Regions from separate parts of the Homo sapiens genome. Here region 2 is linked to region 1. Evidence: read pairs that join two places in POLR2A ChIA-PET (ENCODE). Cell type or tissue: MCF 10A. All regions are shown on one strand. Each heading gives the region's core, and the rest is flanking DNA. Links, peaks and the distances in the headings are about the cores only.

What was found. ChIA-PET counts read pairs that join two places held together with the same protein. Peaks named below come from ENCODE experiments on the same cell type or tissue, not always from the same donor. Only the 100,000 strongest peaks of a DNase experiment are listed, where the experiment ranks them.
Region 2: POLR2A ChIA-PET joins it to region 1 with 5 read pairs; 1 of 35 experiments calls an interaction of 5 or more read pairs at or near these places.

Annotation. Positions count from the first base shown.
Region 1 is chr11:12,836,570-12,840,965 of GRCh38, reverse strand. The region is part of intron 3 of TEAD1 (TEA domain transcription factor 1); the gene reads right to left. Among named protein-coding and RNA genes, the nearest start is that of TEAD1-AS1, 84 kb to the left of the region's middle. In MCF 10A, for the core only: no CTCF peak of the experiment used is centred there; a DNase peak (open chromatin) is centred at 1,995.
Region 2 is chr11:12,429,096-12,433,491 of GRCh38, reverse strand. The region is part of intron 1 of PARVA (parvin alpha); the gene reads right to left. Among named protein-coding and RNA genes, the nearest start is that of PARVA, 54 kb to the right of the region's middle. In MCF 10A, for the core only: no CTCF peak of the experiment used is centred there; DNase peaks (open chromatin) are centred at 2,431 and 2,961.

The DNA of each region.
Region 1 (4,396 bases), core at 219-4,218:
TATTCCATTTCAATTTTCAGACAGGTCTGGCTTGGGAACAAACCAGCTGAAGGACAGGGAGGGCAAATTTCCAGTACAACTCTCCCTATAAAAGCAATAAAGTTACTACCAATGGAGAGCAATCAAATATCCACCAGAACTCTGAAAGCCACTGGGTATCTCATCCCACTCCACTCACAGGGGCCCGTGCAGAAAGCCACCATTTGCATATAAACTTCCCTATGAAGTCTATGCCTTAGTTTTTCTACCTCAGAGAAAAATGAGAGGCTTCTGATAGGAATGGGGCCCCTTCAGCCTCGAGAGAAGATCTGCAGAGTTGGGAATATCTATTAACATAGACGGCACTTCCAAACTGCAGGAAGAGCACACAGCCGAACCCCAGACCTAGGCCCCCAGGCTAAGACACGGCCATTTATTTCGTGAAAGTGAAAATGAGTAAAAGTTAAGTGAAAGACTATTACGCAGAAACGATCAACCCCAGTACATGAATTTGGACTGACCTCTTTACAATTTAATTATAGGAGGTTATATTTACCAGCACAACACTGAATATGGCCTCTTAACTCTCACAAGCTTCTCATGGCTTCTTCTGACTCCCCATCCTTACACAACCATTCCATAGTGAAAACATCCATCTCTCAGACTCATCCACCTTCCACCCTTCTTGCCTTGGCCCGATTTCGTTTCTGGTCTTTTTTTTTTCTTTTTTTTTTTTTTTTGAGGCAGAGTCTCGCTCTGTCGCCCAGGCTGGAGTGCAGTGGCGCGATCCAGGCTCACTGCAAGCTCCGCCTCCCGGGTTCACGCCATTCTTCTGCCTCAGCCTCCCAAGTAGCTGGGACTACAGGCGCCCGCCACCACACCTGGCTAATTTTTTGTATTTTTAGTAGAGACGGGATTTCACCATGTTAGCCAGGATGGTCTTGATCTCCTGACCTCATGATTCACCCGCCTCGGCCTCCCAAAGTGCTTGGATTACAGGCGTGAACCACCGCGCCAGGCCCGTTTCTGGTCTCTTAAAGCTGCCTCCGAACTGTTTTCCTTACTTTCCATCTGTTCCCACTCTCACCCTTCCTTAAGGCTACAACCAGAAGGATCTTTCTTAGATTAATGAGTCTTACCACATTACCTTCAATGTGGGCTTTCTATCATATAGTCCCCTACTACACCTAGAATGCCAACTCTTGTTGCTGCCTGCAAATTTCTATTCATCTTTTAATATCCAACTGAAACAAACCCTTCCATTACGCGAAGTTAGTGATTCCCTGGTCGTGCTCCTTACGTTCTGAACCTGCTCTGATAACCCCCGCCACATTCTGGCATCACTTCTTTCCCAACCAACATCTCTACTACTCCCTAAAGTACTACTACACGGCAGGAGCTTTATCCTGTAATTTCTGTTACCTCAGTCCCCAGGACACAGCCTAGCACCTGGGACATAATAACTGTTAACTGAATGGACAGGCCAGAAACATGTGGACAGAGTGGATGCAGTATTTCTTTCTGAAGCTCGTGATCTTCAAAAAGAGCTTTGTTTTTTGTTTGTTTGTTTTGTTTTGAGACAGAATCTCACTCTGTCACCGAGGCTGGAGTACAGTGTCACGCTCTTGACTCACTGCAGCCTCCACTTCCCAGGTTCAAGCAATTCTCCTGTCTCAGCCTCCCGAGCAGCTGGGACTACAGGCGTGCATTACCACACCCGGCTAATTTTTGTATTTTTAGTAGAGACGGTGTTTCACTATGTTAGCCAGGCTGGTCTCAAACTCCTGACCTCAGGTGATCCACTGGCCTCTGCCTCCCAAAGTGCTAAGATTATAGGCGTAAGCCACCATGCCCGGCTCCCAGTTTTTTTTTTTAATAAGTAAATTGGAATGAAAAATATTGTTTTGAGAAAAAAGAATATTTGGGAATTGTCCCAAGTCTATGAAAAACAATGCTCAGAGTTCTGTCCTAACTTGCTTGTGTGGTGACGTGTCTTTTGTCAAAAGGAATTTATAAGTCTGTTTCCCCAGTTTGAGCGGCACAGATTTTCTGTTGAGAAACCATTTTATGTCACGTGTGTGGTTTCTCATCCAAGCTTCCTAATTGCAAAATATTATCACTCTATAACCAACAAGCAAACAACGAAAATATTTTTAACTGTACTGCCTGGGCTTAGAGAAACTCTCTTAGAGACTTTAATATTAGAGAATCAGAAATGTTTGGCTCTAGAAAACACTTTAGAGACAATTTCATCTAACAATTTCAATTTTGCTGATGACAAAATGAAAGCAAAAAGAAACCAAAAGACGTGCACAAGGCCACAACACTTGTGGGTTTACTAAGAATATCCTGACTCTGAAGCAGTGCTCATTTTAAAACCAATCTATAATAAACTTTTGTTTTACATGAACGTTTTACTTAAAATGTTAAAATTTATCTTCAAAGTAATCCCATCATTAACATTTAGTAAACACATGAAACATGTCTTTAATTTGCTGCCAGTATGATTTGAATCCAAAAGTATTCTTAATTAAAGAAAACCAATTCAGATATATTTGGAATTTATATCTCAGAGGCTATTCTGATCACAATTACACAATCGAAAAGTAAAGGTTGGTTTTCTCCCTTAAAGGATCAAGGGCCTAGGGATATTCTTGGAGGCCATGTAGCATCGTCCACATTAAGCATTATTACCCAAGGACAATACAGTGCTCCAAATGCCCCTAAAAAGTAGAATCCTATTTGTCACACATTTCTCCTGAGTGTATTACAAGTTTCACAAAAGGAAGTCCCGTATTAACACAGAACCCAGAACTTCTGTTATTAGGTCTCATGAGGATGTGTTGTAAGTCATTAAGTGACAGTATTGTCTTCAAAATCCCATAGATTAGGCTGGGCACGGTGGCTCACACCTGTAATCCCAGCACTTTGGGAGTCCCAGGAGGGCAGATCATCTGAGGTCAGGAGTTCGAGACCAGCCTGGCCAACATGGTGAAAACCAGTCTCTACTAAAAAAATACAAAAAAATTAGCGGGCGTGGTGGCAGGCACCAGCTGCTTGGGAGGCTGAGGCAGGAGAATCGCTTGAACTCTGGAGGCAGAGGTTTCACTGAGATGAGATCGCGCCATTGCACTCTAGCCTGGGCAACAAGGGCAAAACTCAGTCTCAAAAAAAAAAAAAAGAAGAAGGAAGAAAGAAGGAAGAAGAGGAAGAGAAGGAAGAAGAAGAGGAAGAGGAGGAAGAAGAAGGAGGAGGAGAAGAAGAAGGAGAAGGAGAAGGGAGAAGGGAGAAGGGAGAAGGGAGAAAGAAGGAAGAAGGAAGAAGAAGGAGAGAAAGAGAGACCAGAGATGCGTGAACACAAAGGAAAGGCCGTGTGAGGACACAATGAGAAGACGGCCATCTACAAGCCAAGGAGAGAGGTACCAGGAGTAACTAAACCTGTTAATACCTTGATCTCTTGGGCTTCCAGGCTGCAGAACTGGGAGAAAATTAATTTCTGTTGTTTAATCCACCCAGTATTCTATTATGGCAGCCCTACCAGACTAGTATAACCTATCTGTAGCTTCCAAAGAGACTCTAATCTCATTGAGAACAGTAGCCAAAACTGCCCTGTCCGTTACTGAGGACCCGATGCCTGGCCCAGGGCAGGGGCTCAATGAAAAAATAACAGAAAGCCCTTTTCTTGTTTGCAGAAATTAAAATAATAATAATTTTAAGCACACAGCCAAAGAGTATGAGGGGAGTAGCTACTTTTCATATTAATAGCTAAGTGGGCAAGAAAGGAAGAGGGTAACCAATTATACCGTCCCTTTTACTCTCAACAGATTTTTAAATATGCTTGCAGCATAAACTTTTGGACATTATAAGTAGTTAATTTCAAGATAATTATGGATGAAGAGTAAGTTAATTAAGTTGTTTGCTTTTATACACTAGGGTATATATGAGTTTGCTGGGCTTGAGAAAAAGTCACTGTGGGATGTGCATCATTAATCAACTTGCGCTTAGAGGCTGAACGTTAACAAAGGACACATCAAAGCTGAGTTAGTTGTATTTAACTCTGCATTTCATAATACAACACTTTCCAAAGGTGATCTTTGCCAAAGAAAAATAGATCCGCTTTTTCTTGTTATGACAAATGTACCATTACTCTCCGACTTTTACCCTGCTAAGTCCGTGATGCAGTGAAAGTTTACCAAAATAACCTCTAAGGCAGATAAACTAGTTGGTGGAATAGTCAGCACAAGAATGGGTGGTTTTCCAGGGACTGAAATCAGAAACTGAAAGGTGGCACAAAAATAAATACATTCTGGAGCTTTAATATACAGCAAGTTGACTATAATTAGCAATCCTGTAGCATATATTTGAAATTTACTAAGGCCCCTAAAGTTTACCAGGTTCCAAAATTACCAAACCCGCT
Region 2 (4,396 bases), core at 92-4,091, 410 kb after region 1:
AAACCTTCCACACAACCCAAACTGAAATACTCTCAAGTGCTGGGGTTGCTTCCTTCATTGCTGATTCTCTCACTTAAAACTAAGGTATCATTTACATAATTTTAATTTTAAGAAGCAGCTGATACCAGTGAAGAACCAGTGAAGCCCATGCTTTGCTTTTATTTGGGCTTACACATTTTGTGGCCATCTGTTATCCAAGAAAGTTGCAAACTCAAATAAGAGATGGGAAAACTGTAAATCAGATGGTGTTTTTCATCCTTTGGGTGGGGAGCTAATGATAAAAGATTCCGGGAAAGTTTCAGCTGGGTAAGGTCGTCGCAAAAATGAAACTTGGCCTCCCTTGTGAGGTGCAGCCTTTCCACCTGCAGAAGGAATTTAGCATTTGACCTAGAGGTTCGGGTGTATTTTATTCTTCAAATAGGTCATTAAGAACTCTAGCTTTTCCTAGCTTCTTCTATGGGTATTAAAACGATTCAAAACAATTCAATTTAATATACCTTTTAATTTTTTAAATCGTGTCTGGCAACATTCCATCAAGGAAGCATCTTTCAGTACCACGGCTACGACAGAGCCCTCATTTCTAGCCACCATCTCCTTTGGGTGTAACCACAGGACCTAAGCAATCAGTTTTCTGGGAATGGATTTTCAGAGGTCATGATAGAAAACAGGTTCAAATACAATGGCTATGCCTGGCTTCAACAATGCAGCACCAACTGTGCTAGAACAGCTCTCCACTTTTTAAAATATTCTCGAAAATCTTGATACAGAAAAAAATGACGCAAGAGCCTAAATAACGTACACATGACAGAACGTGGTTCTTTGTCAAATTACTTTAACTTGCACAGGCCCAGATAAGCAGTTATTTTTTGGTTTGGTTTGGTTCTGTTGACTTGCCAAACAAACTTCAACATCCTTGTTTCTTGCCCCATCCACCTTGCAAGTTACCTCTTTGGATTCACAAAGACAAGAGGTGAACGGTTAACGGCAGAGCCATTGGGAGACAAAGCATCATATCCCATGATCATAAATCTCTTTCAAGGCAAGTTAAACTAAATTCTACAGCTCCCAAATTCAGCATTCATCTTCAATTAGATAAAATGACATTCACATCTATTTGTACTCTCTCCATTTCCCAACACATTTATCTCATGAAATAAAAACTGAAAGATACTACTGTCCTAAACATGCACATTATTTTCAAAAAGAGTTAATGAATCAGGCTAATTTAATAGGCCTTTTATTGGAATTCACTTTTAATATAAATTCTTTAACATGTGTGAGCAATATTTTTCAAGAGACAGGTGAGAAAGAAAATGAGGAAAAAAGAGTCACTACTCAACTATAGTAGTAATTTCCCAACCCAAAGCAAAGTAGGAAAAATTTTACGTTAATTGTAAAAAGAATTTTATTTTGATTTTATAATCAGATATTGGGCATATTATAGCTCCTTTGCAGAGCTCTTCCCTTTTGGAGAAAGGAGTTTCATTTCGTTTATGATTCTGATTCAATGGACAAGCAACCCCAGTGTAAACTAGTATCCTCACCTCTGTGAGGACCAAGGCTGCAGCCAGAGTAAGAAAGTTGGGAATTTCCAACAACTGCTAGATTCAAATGGTTGCTTAGATTTAGAAGCCACAGAACGAGATGAGAAAAAAGTCCCAAAGGGCAAGCAAGGCAGTGTGGCTAAGTGTTGATGGTGGCAAAAAGAGTAACATGAGTGAAGGAAGTTGGCAGGGAGTGGGGGGCCCATGGTGGCACTGGCCTCAGGGCCATGCAGATACAGGCATAAGGCCCAGCTGAGCACAGGGTCTGCATTTAGATGGTCCAATAGATGGTTAGGCCCTAGCATGGGACAGGTGGCCTTTCAGGTCAGGTGAGAGCACACAGGTCCTTTAACCCATTTAAAAGACCTAGGGTGTGGGAATGAATGAGTGAAGCCATCTGGGAACATGTCAGGACTGAAAATGTGGGGCAAGAACTTCAGAGAAGGGGCCTTGGGTTCTGCAGACTCTTGCCTCATTCTAAGCTGCTAAGTTCTTCTCTATTGAAAAACCAAAAATCAGATGGGTCCCACAGCCACGTGGTGGGCCTGAGCCTCCTGGTTTGGATTGCAGGCAGGGGCTGAATGCACAGGGTGTTAAGTGGCTCAAGGCCAAGATTGAAAGAATGGACGCAGGGGTGACAGATATGTAACAATGCGTAACATCCAGGCACTATCCAGTCTGATACCACAGCAGGGTCTGGAAGCACTTGCTGTTGCTAGATTATGGGAGGGTCTGGCAGGCCCCAGTGGGGACAAGGCTGCCTACACAGGATGGGAAACACTGGCAGGGGTATTGGGGGATCAGCTATTTATCAACCACTGCTAAAATAAACTGCTGTGAGTCAGCCCTGGGAGCAGGGGCAGACAGGTTATTCCCGCCTTCCAGTTGGCACTCTGTCCACATCTGTGTGAAAGGGATATTGCTTAAGAAAGGAAAATAAGGCTGAGGGTGGAGCCAGGAGGAGCTTGTTTTTGTCAAATTTCTCGAACATTTGCTTTGCTGGTTAGCACAAACAAAAGCTTGTGCTTTTGCGATTAGGAATCGTGTCTCTTTGTTGTTGTGGCATGGTTGAGGGAAAAGAAAGTCCTAGACTTCTCCGCCCTGTCAAGCACGTTTGGATTTCTTTTAGGAGGTGAGATCAGGAGGGAACTTTTGAACACTTTAGAGTAACTAATTTGACAGCTGCCCAAGTGATATGTCTATAACTATCCTCTATTATAGCCAGGCATGGGCCCTCTTTCTTATTCCTTTTTTTAAGATATAAGGGAAAATAAGGGTGAGATGGAAAGGTCTTAGTAAATGCATTAAACGTCATGATTCATGTGAGTAATAAGGCTTAGGCAAGATCCATGTCAAACCCCCCACAGCATCTTGGTATGAGATTCAGGAAAGAAAGGAGCCTCTGTGTGTGGGTTTTCTGCTGGAGGCAGTGTGAGCAACAAAGACCTGTGTGTCCAGGAGGGGCAAGGTGACGAAAGGTACTCACTCACCCAAAGAGGAGACTTTTACCCTCGTTAGGAAAGAGGGCAATGGGTGTGTTGGAACTGGCTCCTACCAGCTCTCAAATGTTAAATTTTCAGGGATTCAGGGAGCCAGTTGTTAAATACAGTTATTATTAAAATTTAAAATACAAAGTTGCAATTAAGTAAATTATACTGAGAAAGGTAATACTCACAACTCATCACTTATATTGATGATCTACGTTCTTGAGATGATGTTCTGCATCTATATGGCAGAAGTACTACTACACAATGGTGTGCTGCTCTTCCCAATTCCATGTTCAGGGATACCACAAAATTGGCCCTAGTGGGGGTATTTACTTCTTGGAAATCAACCAACATTGCAAATCAGGGTTTGATTTCTCATTCTGTTGATTATCTAGACTTAAGAAAATGATGAAGGAATGTCAATGATGCAGATTAAACTTAAAGGGAGTCTGTAAAATTTAAAAGTGTCTGTAGTCATTATATCATGAATAACATTAAAAAAAGGAAAATATTCTTCCAGTATTTAAAACTGTTATACGATCAGCAAAGAAGGTGCTCATGCCATTGGTGAATGAAGTTATACTCAGTACTGAAGCTGAAAGAGGTTTCAGTTTATCCCAGTTATGCCTAGTGTTCCATTATTGGAACGCTAAGCTTGTGGGAGTTATTTATATCCTACTGCTCAAGGTCATCGCCAAGGTCTGATTTTTCACAAAAAAATTTGCAACCACCGGCATAAATGGGTTAATAGATACAAAGATGAAAAATAGTTTAGTGATCACATGTCAGATTTAATGACAATAAATTTATTGGGAAAAGGTTAGTGGACTGATGAAATTCCACGCATCAAATCATGGCTAACCATAGGTTAGCTATGGCTACAAGAGCTCAAAGTATCAAAAGTATTCTGTGAGAATGGATTGGCTATATGGAATTTACAATAAACAGTGTTGATATTTTATTATTATTTGTAAACTGTGTGCTATACATCCTTTATATCAGTGAAGTTTATAATTAACTTATATATGCATTTGTACACACACTTTTTACTGGAAAGCTGGTTGTTAAACATTTACCAACGTGCAACTTATTGAGGGTGCTGCAAATGCAGGCCTCGGGGAGGGGTTTGTTCTCCCTATTTCTCACTGCTAAAGGGCTAAAGGGTTAGTACTTCTTTTAAAACTTTGAGCCAGGCATGGTGGCTCATGCCTATAATCCCAGGGAGGCAGAGGTGGGAGGACTGTTTGAGGCGAGGAGTTCAAGACCAGTCTGGGCAATGAAGTGAGACCCTGTCTCTACCAAAAATTAAAAAATTAACTGGGCATGGTGATGTGCACCTGTGGTCCCAGCTACTTGGGAAGAAGC